Regions from separate parts of the Homo sapiens genome. Here region 2 is linked to region 1. A link is a contact called in ENCODE Hi-C or POLR2A ChIA-PET data. All regions are on one chromosome and are shown on one strand. The core of a region is the stretch at or near the end of the contact, and the rest is flanking DNA. Distances in the headings are between cores, read along the strand shown. Region 1 holds the start of GLG1 (golgi glycoprotein 1). Region 2 holds the start of ZFHX3 (zinc finger homeobox 3).

Evidence for each region. A loop is a pair of places that touch in the nucleus more often than their neighbours do. ChIA-PET counts read pairs that join two places held with the same protein, here RNA polymerase II (POLR2A). Pooled maps may share reads with other maps.
Region 2: a pooled map shows a loop between it and region 1 (4-fold over the local background). The contact joins the promoter of ZFHX3 here to the promoter of GLG1 in region 1. A Hi-C loop is called at or near these places in 1 of 37 single-sample maps with no recorded cell type and 3 of 50 pooled maps. POLR2A ChIA-PET finds 5 or more read pairs at or near these places in 1 of 52 experiments (GM10248).

What each region holds. Positions count from the first base shown.
Region 1 is chr16:74,601,930-74,608,887 of GRCh38, forward strand. It overlaps GLG1 (golgi glycoprotein 1), which reads right to left and starts at 5,185. Exons shown (of 26, transcript NM_001145667.2): 1 at 4,728-5,185. The coding sequence starts at 5,165. RefSeq lists silencers at 4,756-4,935, 5,166-5,355.
Region 2 is chr16:73,044,596-73,051,553 of GRCh38, forward strand. It overlaps ZFHX3 (zinc finger homeobox 3), which reads right to left and starts at 3,533. Exons shown (of 10, transcript NM_006885.4): 1 at 3,157-3,533. LOC124903719 (a long non-coding RNA gene) reads left to right here and starts at 2,983. Exons shown (of 2, transcript XR_007065116.1): 1 at 2,983-3,205; 2 at 5,531-6,193. RefSeq lists enhancers at 1-463, 2,827-3,362, 3,899-4,434 and a silencer at 3,124-3,973.

The DNA of each region.
Region 1 (6,958 bases), core at 3,935-6,434:
GACAACTTACTTTAGCTCTTTGAGCCTATTTCTCTGCTAAAAGAATAACACTAGCACTAGCACTAGCACCTCATTATCATTATCATTGATAATGATAGTCATTATCAACAGTGAGACAATAGAGATGGTGTAGTCCACTATCTCAAGTATACAGTTAAGTGAAAGGTTAAAAGCAGAGTATAAAAATATTTACCTATGAGTCTAAAAGGGGGTTTATGGTTTGCAACACTGAAATGTTAATTCCTGTTCAATACCTAAATTAGTTTATTTAAATATTTACAAAGCATTCACTCTGTGCAAAGCTTAGAGCATGGCTACAAATTTATAATCTGAGACTGATATATCAAGAAAAGGTGGCAAGAAAGAATTTTTTTATGTTTTTCTTTTTAGTGTCAGAATTACTTGCAAAAGAAAGATTATACATTTAAATACAAAAACAAACAAAAAAAACCTTCTAGTTTTTAAAAAGTATTTATCACAGACATGCTTGAAGTATTTGAAATGACAGTATCTGGGATTTGCTTTTAAATATGCCAGCCTCCCAACCCTGTGCCCTAAAAATAAAAGGGCGGGGCTGGGCGCGGTGACTCACGCCTGTAATCCCAGCACTTTGGGAGGCCGAGGCGGGCAGATCACGAGGTCAGGAGTTCGAGACTAGCCTGGCCAATATAGTGAAACCCTGTCTCTACTAAAAAATACAAAAATTAGCCGGGTGTGGTGGCGGATGCCTGTAGTCCCAGCTACTTGGGAGGCTGAAGCAGGAAAATCGCTTGAACTCGGGAGGCTGAGGTTGCAGTGAGCCAAGATCGTGCCCCTGCACTCCAGCCTGGGTGACAGAGTGAGACTCTGTCTCTCAAAAAAAAAAAAGGGTGGGAACAGTTGAAGCTGGGTGATGTATACCCAGGGACTCATTACCCTATTCTCTCTACTTCTGTGTAAGAAAATCTATGGGGCACGCACAATGGCTCATGCCTGTAATCCAGCAGTTTGGGAGGCCGACGCAGGCAGATCACCTAAGGTGAGGAGTTCAAGACCAGCCTGGCCAAGGTGATGAAGAGGCTGAGACAGGAGAATCACTTGAACCCAGAAGGCAGAGGTTGCAGTGAGCCAAGATTGTGCCACTGCACTCCAGCCTGAGCAACAGGGCAAGACTTCGTCTCAAACAACAACAACAACAACAACAGCAGCAGCAGCAGCAGCAGCCAGGCGCAATAGCTCATGACTGTAATCCCAGCACTTTGGGAGACCAAGGTGGGCAGATCATGAGGTCAGGAGATCAAGACTATCCTGGCCAACATGGTGAAACTCTGTCTCTACTAAAAATACAAAAATTAGCTGGGCGAGGTGGTGCGTGCCTGTAATCCCAGCTACTTGGGACGCTGAGGCAGAAGAACTGCTTGAACCAGGGAGTCAGAGGTTGCAGTGAGCCGAGATCACACCACTGCACTCCAGCCTGGCAACAGAATAAGACTCCGTCTCAAAAAAAAAAAAAAAAGAAAATCTAATCTATGAACATCACAAACTTTTTATTAGAGACGGTGTCTCACTATGTTGCCAGGCTGGTACTGAACTCCTAGCTCAAGCAATCCTCCTGCCTCAGCCTCCCAAAGGGCTAGGATTTCAAGTGTGAGCCACTGCGCCCGGCTGAACACCACAAACTTCTAAGGAACCAAGGTCTCCATCTGAAACTTCGAAATACAAGACACTAGTGGAAAAAAAAAAAGTGCTACTGGCCATTTCAACCAAGAATAAGTAAAGTATTTTAAAATGACTGACAACATCAAGCATGCCTTCCTTATCACATACTAAGCAACAGTATCTTCTCTTTCTTTGGTATTATTACTCCACCTACTAGAACAGCCCAGGGAATATTTTTTCTTTTCTGCCTTACACTTTCTAATTTTTTGTTTTTATTTAAATAACTTGAACTACTAATAATTATACACACACAACTAGGACTACTAACACACCATTACTGGCTATTACATCTATTATTTCATAGTGGACCCATGATATACTTGGCCTTTTTAAAAGCATGACTCATCCGAGAGCGTTAAAAAAAAAAAAAAAGAATCCCAAGGCCAGGCACAGTGGCTCACAACTCTAATCCCAGCACTTTGGAAAGCCCAGCTGGGAAGATCACTTGAACCCGGAATGTGGAGGCTTCAGTGAACTCTCAAACCCAGAAGACTGAGGCTGCAGTGAGCTATGACTGCACCACTGCACTCCAGCCTGGATGACAGAGCGAGACCCTGTCTCCATAATAAAAAATTTTTTTTCAGAAAGAAAAGTTCCATAAGGTTCCAAAAAGCAAAAGTTAAGTTTGACATATGCCAAGTACTACAGTGAATCCACATGAATGAACTGATATGTAGGCACTGTACTAGGTATCACAAGTATTTTAGAGAAGACAAGAATTCGGAAGGGTGTGCACAGATGATATGGAAATACGACACCATTTTATACGGTATAAGGTACTTGAGCGTCCTTGGATTTCAATATCTGCAGGAGGCCTGGAACCATCCTCCAGTGATACCAAGGAACAACTGTACTCATATGCTCTGCCTTTTCATAATTCCAATAATGGGTACGGATAGGAAAATGTTCCCTGCATTTGCATGCAAAGGGACAGAAAAGTACATATATCTATTTCACTATCAAATAGTTCTACTTACTGAACAGCAAATACAAAACATATTCTATACATGTTTCTTCAAATGTGCCTAACTAGTTTACTTCTTTAAGTTATGCTCTTTCAAACACATAGATCAGATTTAATTAACTCCCAGACTAAGCAGAATGAAATTTCCTTTCGCTGTCTTTAAAGAAAAAGAAAATAGGGTGGGGGTGGTGGCTCACACCACTAATCTCAGCACTTTGGGAGCCCGAGGCTGGCAGATCACAAGGTCAGGAGATCGAGACCATCCTGGCCAACATGGTGAAACCCTGTCTCTACTAAAAATACAAAAATTAGCTGGGCGTGGTGGCGCTCGCCTGTAGTCCCAGGTACTCAGGTGGCTGAGGCAGAATTGCTTAAAGCCGGGAGGTGGAGGTTGCAGTGAGCCAAGTTCAAGCCACTGCACTCCAGCCTGGCGACAGAGTGAGACTCCATCTCAAAAAAAAGAAAAGAAGTTTAAAAATAACTCCACCTCCTGAAGAATACACATAGGTGTTCACAGTACTCTTCCTTCATTATTTCTGTATGTAAAAACTGGAGGAAAAAACATTAAATTGGAAATTTGGTCCCTCCACCTCCCCCCAACCCCCCAAAACCCCCATTTCCAATTTATATGACGCCTTTCCTCCTCTGGAGCATAAAACTGCCTCCTTTAAGTGGAGGTTTCCAAATGTCCGGAATACACATGAAGGATATATACACTCCTTGAATAGGCCACTTTTTGCCACTTTCCCTAATAATGTGCTGTTTCTACCACAAACTACTACTAATTGTTTGGTCACCAGTATTAGGATCCTAGTTTGATGAAACGACATCTATTATGTGTCCTCAAAGAGCGAAAAGAAAATTCCAAAAAGTTCGACAGAGTTAGGAATATTAGCTGTATCTACCAGAGGACTATCCCTCTAGTCGTTAAGCTGAAGATGAGAAGTCAGGTAAGGCCTCACATTTCTAGGGGCTCTGGAAACTTCCTTTCTTTCTGTCTCCTGCTTATGTATGTCTTTTCCTCTATCTGAATTGCTTTTGTATAGAATACTAGAACACGAGATGAAGGGGGGAAATGCCAAGAGAAGCAAATTTCTACAAGCAAGTGGTCTTGCTATAGCTTGAACGCCTTAAACAAATCTGATATTTAAAAAAAAAACCAAAAACAGTATCAAGTGGTAGCTTCATTCTATTTGTCCACCTTTAGGGCTAATTTTATATACCTACACCTCTGGAAAAAGTTACTACTGTCAGATTTGCTCCCAAACTTTGAGAATTGTCATTATGGTCTGCAGCATTAAACCTAGATTATAAATTATCAATGTCACTTGATTATAAATTATCAATGTCACTCAACTGAATCACACCAAGCAACGACAAATGTAGATTTCATTAAGAGATACTGTTAAAATCACATTCAGACCTCAGAAAGGCAAGATCCCATAACCCAGTCACAAACACAGCTTCAAACGCTTCCCCAACTTTTCAAGCTTTGGGGCGCCAAGTCACTGGGAGTTAACAGCTTAAACATGGGGTTCAATACAACTGACCAAAGGAAGTGAAGAAAACAAAGCATACATTAATTTCAGCACCAAAAATATGGATTTGCGAATTACATCTACTGCTAATAAACAGATCATTCTTTACAGCCTAAGTACGCCAGGCATTTTTTTATGTTTAAATGGCTTGCCACAAATTGTCCTAGTCGAAACTGATGGCAAAATCCTAAACTGATCTTCGGCGAGGAGACACTCTGCATAGAGCATCACACAAAAGACAGGAGCGAACAGACACGCTCTGGGCCTCGGCGGATTGCGGCCAGGAGCCCAGGTTTTCGTCCCAGACCCCGGCAACAGGGAGGGAAATAAGGGCGGGGGAAAGAAGGAGTGGGAGTGGTATCCTTTTCCCTGAAAGCGCCTGGGAGTGAGGAGCAAAGAGGGAAGGAGCGAGTGCAGCACAGAGGAAGCAAGGAAAGCAGCCGACCGGCGTCAGCGGCTTCCAAGGCCGGCAACACCCTCGGGCCCGCACCAGGCCTGGCCCTCCCGGCTTCGTCCCACCTCCTCACCTCCCTCACATCCTGCAGGCACTCGAGCACCGCCAGGTTGTTGCTCCAGGTGTGCTTAGGGCACACGCGGGTCACGTCCTCCCTGCAGGACTCTTCCTCCGCCAGCTTCCAGCCCCCACCAGCCCCCGCTCCTCCCCGCCGGGCCGGAGGCCCACCCGCCGGGAAAGGCGGCTGCGGCGGCTGAGGCTGCTGTTGCTGTTGCTGCTGCTGCTGTTGCTGCTGAAGCTGCGATGACTGAGGCAGCTGGGGCAGCTGCTGACCCGCCGGGCCGCCGCCTCCGGCCTGCCCTACGAAGGACACAAAGTTGGCCCCGGGACCCTGGCCCTGGCTGTGGACGCCCTGGCCGGGGAGTTTCTCGGCCCCGGCCGCGAATAGCAGCAGCAGATGCAGCGCCGCCGACAAGCGGAACATCCTCCGTACACGTCCACACGCCGCCATCTTGAGTCCGCGGCGAGCTCGACGCACTCGCCGGCGCCGCGTATTTAAATGAGGGGGTGGAGACGCTGGGCGTGGCAGCGTGGCCCTGCCGAGCCCCGCCCCGCCGGCGCCGACCCGCGAACCCAGAGTGGGGCGAAGGAGGAGGCCGTGCTGGAAACCGCACACACCCTGGACCGGCGGGCGGGAGAGCGGCGCTCCTTACCCGGGGGGGTTGCTGGGGTTTCTTAAAAAGCCCGGGCAGGGCGGCCTACTCTAATTCCATTTGCTGTCACAAAAAAAAAAATCAAGGGAATTGGGGTTGCCACAACCAAAATGGCCGGTAGAATATGTCGCCGGTTCAATGACTTGGAAAACAAAAACTTTATATGTAGAGGTGAACTTTGCACAACCAGGTGTATTACGGAATCGGAAAGCCTCTCCTTGTATCGCTCCCTCCTTCCTTCCTTCCTTCCATCTGCCTCAGAAGTCTTTCTTAGCCAAAGAGAGAGACAGCATTGAATAGGGTTAAGAGCATAAGTTCTGGGGTAAGAAAAAAAATTAAGGTTATAATCCTTGCTCTGGCAGGGTACGCAAGAGCTCAAATGTAAAGTACCATTGGCAAGATTCGAAATAATAATTTAAGTGCCTGGCCCACAACACTGAACTCAAAAAGTCACAGCCAGTATTGTTAATAAACTGGGAAGCCGTTTATGCATGAATCCTGATTTTAAGCCAGCATTTAGATTCATGTTTAAAGGATGAAAAAATAATAATAAAACACATCTTTGAGGACTCGGGTTAAGTCTGTGTGTCGGTAACTGTTCTCATTGACCTGCATGCAACACCGCAGGCACCCCACACTAGCATCCCCTCCCTGTCCTTAGGAGAGAGGATATGTTCCCAAAGCCTCTTCACATCCGCTGTGTAATCTGAGCCATGCATCAGGCCTGCGTTAGGTTCTCATTTAACTGAAGAATGGCACAGAGATGTTAACAGTTCTGCGTGGAGGGATTAAATGAGCTGCCCAAGAGGAACTCTGCCATCCTGTAGACAGCTAGGCTAGCCACCAGAATCCCTGGGGCTTCCCACCACCCTGGCGCACTTTCATCCCACTCTGTCCATGCACATGTTGGGGAATGAGGGCAGTTTGGGTTGTGTAATCTCCACTGGTCATTGTGTCCAAAAATGCGAATTACATCTACTGTAGTAAACAGACAGCTTCTGCTGTCCTGACCCGCAAATGAGCAGTCAAGACCAAGTTAGACATAACTAGAACCTGAAAAGTCAGGAGCTCAGGGAACCCAAAAGGAGCTCCTGAGACTGAAGATATTCTGTGAGTACAAATTACCCACTGTGGCTGACCCCAGGCCTCTATCATGGGGAATGAGAGCTTGTTGGCATCTCCACCAACGGTCACCTTTGCTACTGTCATAAAATGATCATGAGGCTGCTGCTAACCTTGAGCACTGACTAAGGCAGCCCCATGTTTATTAGCAAACACATGGCATAGGTAAGTTTCAGTCAGGCAGGCTGGACACATCACCAGAAGTCCTTGAGATGTCACTAGCGTATGTTAATTTTTTTTTTTTTTTTTTGAGACGGAATCTCACTCTGTTGCCCAGGCTGGAGTGCAGTGGCGTGATCTCTGCTCGGAGCTGCCACCTCCACCTCCTGGGTTCAAGCAGTTCTCCTGCCTCAGCCTCCGAGTGGCTGGGATTACAGGCATGTGCCACCACACCCAGCTAATTTTTGTATTTTTAGTAGCGACGGGGTTTTGCCATGTTGGCCAGGCTGGTCTCGAACCCCAAACCTCA
Region 2 (6,958 bases), core at 2,283-4,782, 1.6 Mb before region 1:
GTGAGTGTTTGTTTGTTTGTTTGTTTGTTTGCTTTGAGATGGAGTTTCGGAGTTTCGCTCTTGTTGCCCAGGCTAGAATGCAATGGCCCAATCTCAGCTCACTGCAACCTCCCCCTCCCAGATTCAAGCGATTCTCCTGCCTCGGCCTCCTGAGTAGCTGGAGTTACAGGAATGCACCATCACACTCGGCTAATTTTGTATTTTTAGTAGAGACGGGGTTTCTCCATGTTGATCAGGCTGGTCTCGAACTCCCAACCTCAAGTGATCTGCCTGCCTCAGCCTCCCAAAGTGCTGGGATTACAGGCATGAGCCACCATGCCTGGCCAAAAGGTGAGTTTTATAAAGACAGCTCACTTTCTTCCCCTTTAAATAATTCAAGCCAGTTCCCTACACTTTTACAAAATGTTGCTTAGTCACTTAAATATTTACTTTTTAAGATGACACTGTTACAACTCTGCAATAAAAATAATTTCTTAAGTAAGGGTCTGCTCTGAGCCCTGAAGCATTTCCAGATTCTTACTGATACTTTGTAGGTGGAAGAAAAAAAGCTCCTACCCCTGAAAGATACACCAAAAAGGAACAACTGCACACAGTGACAATAAGGACATGTTTCCTGGATGCTAGAACTAAGCCACATCACCACTAGCCCTAGAAATACTTTTCCAGCAGTCTGTAATCACAGATTTATTCTAATGAACTAACCACTTTTGGGTCACCAAAGATGAGCCAGGCCGGTCCTGGGAGTGTCTAGCAAGCATCATTTAAAGTCATAATGATGAAAACTAAATCTCGCTTATTTTAGCTCCTTGCCACTGGGCTGTCCAATTGGCACTGAGTTGACACAGCAGTTAAATTCAACCTCAAAGCAGCAAGAAGGCAGGCACTTCACTGTCCTGGTGGGAAGAGCCAGGCAGGGGCCTGTGGAGGGCACCGTTTTAGATGGGCCTTTCCAACCCTCCCTTAACATTCATTTGTGCAAACAAAAAATGGAAGAAAAGGAACCAAAATTAAGTTTCAGGTGGTTGGGGAAGCAGCATGGATTTACATTATTATTATTATTATTATTATTATTATTATTATTATTATTATTGAATAGTTAGCAAGTGTTTCTCAATAGTTCCCTGTTCATCAACACTGTTTTCAGGAGAAATGGAAAACAGTAGCTCTATTTCATAGAAAGTACAGCCATTTCAAAAAAAAAAAAAAAAGTGGGGGGGGGTTGTTGAGAGAGGGAAGTGACCCATGTCATAAAGACAGAAGGTCTCCAAGTCACTTAATTCCTTGTGATTCTGAAAGGGCTGTTTTTAAAGTCTAAAAGTGCTCGCTTCTGCATCTGCTCCATGTTGTTAAATAACACTTGTGTAATTAAATAAAAGAGCCAACTGTGACCCCAGCCCACTCTGAGAGGCACTTTACATGCTTTCTGAAAACTATGCTGGAAACACCATGAGGAGAACTCCTTAGTCCTGTAATTTAGCAAAGGGAGAGAGAAAAAGTTTCTTTTGGCCATCATAGCTACACACTCTCTGAAAGGGTGCCTGCAGGGTCTCTGCAAAACAGAATGAACACAAATACAGGCGTGCAAACATCCAGGTATGTACCTCTCTGTGAAGACCCCATTCTTGAAACCCTTCAATTATTTGGAACCGTGGTCTCCTGACTTCCCTCACACCTCACTTTTGCCTTCATTGTTTTTCATGTTTGAGTAGCAAGAGGGATTCAGAATCTCAGGCTGCCAGTGGCTGTTCTGATAACAAGGAGCAGACTCATGTTTCTTGCTACGGCCTTTCTTGATCAGGTTACCTTGGAAGGTGTATGTTTTCCTACCCAATGCAGTCCCCACCACAGCACTCTCGTGTCCTCCTCCAGCCCAGCCTCCTGGAACTCGTGATTTTCAGGGTTTCCCTTGAAACCTATCCAGAAACCACAGCCATTAACTGAACGTGAAGATTTGACACCTCCTGAATTCAGGAATGAGGGAACTCGAGGGGCCAACTCTACAAACTCGCACCTGCTGCTTGACGGCAAGGAAACAGAGTTTCCCCAGCTAGGGTGAGCTTTAAATTATACACTATTTATTTAGTGACTTGTCTCCAAGGATCTCAAAGCATAGAGAGAAATAAGATGATGTGTAACTTTCTCACAATCTACCTTCAAGGCTTTGCCCTGGTGCATTCTGACAAGCAGGACCCAGTATGAAGGAGAGGCCTTCCTTCTGTGCCCAGGCAGAGCCATCTGTTCTCTCTGGGGTTTTCTGTCAGTGGCTTTAGGGAGTCTTCAAGGACTGTTAAATGACACAGAGGGTGGGGGGAGGGATGACCCTCCTGGATTCACCTGCTCACGGCTTTCACTTAAGCCAGTTTAACACAGGAGGTACCACTGTGCCACGCAATTCCCTCTTAGCACACACCATGCGTGAGCTGCAGTCTTTGCCCTCCAGGCCTTTTCCTATCATAACACAGGTGTGTCCAAGGCAGAAAAGAACATTTTCCAGAAGGTTCGTTTCCCTCCAAGCCTACAATGCTTCTTTTTGTTGTTATTGTTTTTCTGCTACTGACCTAAACATAGGCATTCCTCCTCCTAACAGGATAAAAATCTTGACTCTCTCCTTTGCATCAGCTCCCCACCCCGCCCCTGCCCAAGGAAATAAATGCTCTGACTTTTCCAAGAGTGCGAAAAAACTAAAATTAGAGGGTGGACAAGATGATCTCCAAAGGTGCCCTCCAGCTCCAAAACTCTGATTCTCCCTTTAATTACTCCACAAGCGCATTCTTCACATTGTTTCGAACTGACCAGCGACTTCTCCAGGGCTGAAAAGGGTGCATTTTTAGGCGGAGGCACCCAAACTTCTAAATGACACCAGTACCACAAGTATTCAGAAGGCAGGAACTAATCCAAAAGCAGACTCAGGAAAGGAGGAGGGAGGGGAGGACAGAGGGAAGGGAAGGAAGGAGGAAGGAAGAGCTTTACTGTGTGCCCAGCAGAATTTAGGCGCTCTCACCCTAGGTAGGTGGCAACTGGAGTCTGGGAGTTCAAGTGCATCCAGCCTGCCCTTCCCCCACACGCCCCAAGAGAATGGGAAGTTCAGCCAAGACTCGCAGCACCTGCCCGCGGCTCCAGGCCGGCTGCGCGGACCCGGAGGGAGGCTGCACTCACCTGGCACACCAAGCCTCCGCGCACCTCCGGAGGGAGGCGGCACTTGCAGGTCCGGGGGCCGCGCCGCCATGCGCAACAACGGGAAATTCCAGTGGCACCCGAGCCCCGAGCTCACCCACCCCAGGCGGCATGCTCCCCACCTCCCGCTGGCCCCAGGACTCGGAGGTGGCTCTGGTCAGGAGCAGGGGGCCCGGAGACAGGGGAGGGGAGCTCATGGTGGCGGCAGGGCTGGCGGTCGGCCCGTCCCCGGAGGGAGGTCCCCGGGACGCGGCGGGGATTCACCCACGGGGCGCGGCGCTGGCGTCCGGGTCCCCGGCCTGCCCGCCGCCGCCGCCTCCTCCTCTGCCGCCGCCCGCCCGGAATCGCTTTATGTAAATGAAGCCCAACTCGCAGTTTGCAGCGCGCACCGCCCGGGGAAGGGGGGCGGGCGGGGCGGGGGGCCTTCGGGGATCCACATTACACAGCAACAAAGCGGAAGGTTAATTTGAAACTCACAGCCCCGCTGCCGCTCGGCTCCCCGGGCAAAGCCTGACATCTACAGTCGTGCCGGGCGCAGGCCGGGTTGCTCGGCGGCGACCGCGCCCGCCCGCCCGCAGGGACCCGGGGACGCACAGGGACGCGCGGGACCCGGGCGCTCAGCTGCGCTCGCTCCGCTTGGGGCGCGGGCCTTGGGGCAGGCCGGGGGTCCCGCGCACCCGCCTGGGGCCAGGAACCCTCGCCGCTCGGCCTGCGCCGCCCCGGGAACCGGCCCCGGCGGGAACAAAGCCCAGGCCCTCCCGGAGGCGCTGACCCCTCGCTCATCAAAGGTCAGGGGCCGGCCTAGAATCGGGCGAGAAGAAAGGGACGCGCCCTCGGCCACTAAAAGGAGCCTGAGGCCTCCGAACCGGAGCCATCGCTCCCTGGGCCCCGTCCACGTCACAGCCAGGCCACTCAAGCATGGGGACAGGAGCCAATGTGGACAGGAATTTATTGGAAACACACACCCATCCTATTAACTGCTTTACAGAGCACTTCTGTTTTTCAGTTGCAGAAACTTATAAAAACATCCCCCTGCTCTCCGTTGAGAGTTTAAGGATAGTTTTTGAGGCCAGAGAAAGAGAAAAGGAGAGATCACTAGAAAGATAGGAAGAAAAGAAGTGGGAAGAAAAGGAGATGCAGTCTACCATGTAAGCCTCCAGGCTCCTTAGCCTCACCTTATAAAGCCACATCACCGCAGAGATAGCAAAGATCGTGCCCTTTCCCAGGGAGTTCCTACCGCCAGGGTAAGATTTAAAGCGGCCACCCCAGTTGGTCAAAGTGATTGCTGGGCGCCTTTCTATCTCCCCAAGTTCACCTTTTCCAGTTGGTCAAAGCGATTGCTGGGCGCCTTCTATCTCCCCAAGTCCACCTTTTTCCATTCTCATCTGAAAGCCAGCCCCAAAGAAATCTCACCGGAAGTCCTCTGTCCTCCCTGTCAGAATCCCACCCTCAGTCTGAATTTACTCCCGATTCTCACAGCACAGAAAGGCACCTGCTTTTACCCTTTCTGAAAACCACCCACCCAGGCTGGCCTTACAGCCTGGAGAGTCTTTTCCTCGGGCACAATAATGAACCATGCAAGTGTTAGAAATATAATCAGCTCATGAGGCGAAGAGCAGTATGTATGGAATTGTATTAGCATGAGGCACACACTGACTCGGGAGAAAAAGGGATGCTTAGCTGGTGAAAACCATCACATCCCCGTATAGAAGGCTTTTTGCACAATGTAAGTTGGGTTCAGATTAATGTAAGTATCTAACCTGTTGGGTACAGACAGCCCCTTTCTACATTTTAGTCCAGAATAGATTCTGGGGAAATTTATTTATTTATTTATTTATTTCAGCTAAGGCCCTGGGAGAAAAGACTGCCTCCAGGGAATCATGTCCGATTAGGGACAAAGGAGGGCACAAGCCCAATTCAGTCACACGTGAGAGCACGGGGGCCGGGTGGGGGGAGTTAAGAGCCAACAGGGAAGGTGGAGGATGAGTTTGCAAACCAGACTATGGTCACTGCAGAGCTGCTTCCAGACCACCTGACTTCAGGCCCAAGAACAGGTGGTGTTTTCAAAACACACTGTTATTTATATTGGCCATATAAGTTGAGAACACCTTAAAGAAAACAATTAATAATTTAATTGAAAAAGTGACTATGAATAAGACATGAAGATGACGTATGCTAGCAGGACCGCAAGCAACGTGGCCCACAACGCAGAGATGCCTCTGGCAATCTCTCCGGAAAAACGAAGATTCCTTACCTGGGATAGGTAAGGCCTGCTGGATAAATTAAAGACAACAAGAAAATGTTGATACTCTCAGAAAATCTAATTTTGCTGCTTTATCTTCATTTTTATTAACAGGGGACAACCTCGTAATCTGGTGACATCATGATCCTGGTAGGCCCACAGACAAATACCTTCAATAAAATAAAAGCTAGAAAGCCCAAAGAACAAGCTATTAAAGTAACCTGGGAGGATGCAGCACTGCCTGGGCAGAAGGCCCGGACGGGATCTGCCCTAATACTGCCACTGTCCCAAGAGGCAGACCCTGCAACCTGCCTCCTGCACTTGAGAGGCCTGACAAGTAGAACTGAGAGTGACCCTGAGTTCCTTTTCTTTATCTGGCACCAGCTACACACATGATGAGGCCTAGTCAAGCCTGCCTTTGTTCCAGGCAAAAATTTAACAGGTAATCCACAGGCAGGTGATCTATGGCCTCTGTACATTATGGAAATGAGGGACTACACACAAGCTGGGTGTCACCTCTACTAAAACTCATTTTCCTTATTCATAAAAACAATACCTCTTCAGAGGGAATTGGCAACTTCTGCACTTACATATGAAATCAGGAGTTCCTCTGAAATACTCCTTGCAAATTCTATCCTCCAGCTCTGGAAGCCCTGGCTCTTCGGAGGGCAGCTGCCTGATGTTAAACCCATGGCCTACCCAGCAGTGACAGCCTGACATTCTCATCGCTCCATCCTGAACACTGCTGACAAATAAACCCACTCTCAGAAAAGGCAATTCTTCCCTCGCAGTTCTCCATACCCAGTCTCGTCTCATCTGGAAAGCGTAATTGGCAACAGCCGAAAGGATAAATATTTAAAAATAAATCAGGGAGCGCTAACCCCTTCCCTACTCCTCCCCTTACCCACTCTCCAAGCCAGAGGCCTGCCCCCTAACGCTGAGCTGGCTGGTAAATTACAATGATTCTACCGAGCCAAACCTGCTTGTCTCTCTCTTTCTCTACACATACACACTTACTAATGCTGTATCCTTCCACTTTTGCAAAGGTAAATATGATCTCTAAGATACAGTGGATGTCAGCATTCTGACTTCCAGCGTAACCTGGGCTCTCTTTTCACAGTACAGCGGGTTTAGACAGATTTGTGCACCCTTCCGGGTTCTTCTATTTTTATTAAATTATACGTATACATTGATTTTTAAAACTAGTGCTTAAATAACCCGGAGGCTTTAACAAAGAAAAATCCAGAAGAGGGCAAGAAACAAAAACAAACGTTCCTGAAATAAACAAGGAACCATTTGGAGCTGAATTGGCCTGAGTTCACCCCATGATTTTGAGGCAGTTATATTTAGGGGCCTGGTACCCGCTGGGTGGCCGAGCCCTCCTGGGTATGGAACAGAATGCAGAAGTTCCTCAGAACAGCTCACATTTGCCTTCATAACCATTGGAAGCTGGTGTGCCAAGGCCTGCACACAGATGTTTTGATTCACATTTTTCTGCTGAAGCCTCAAGGCCTCCATCCATCCCTACAGTGCTAATTCCAT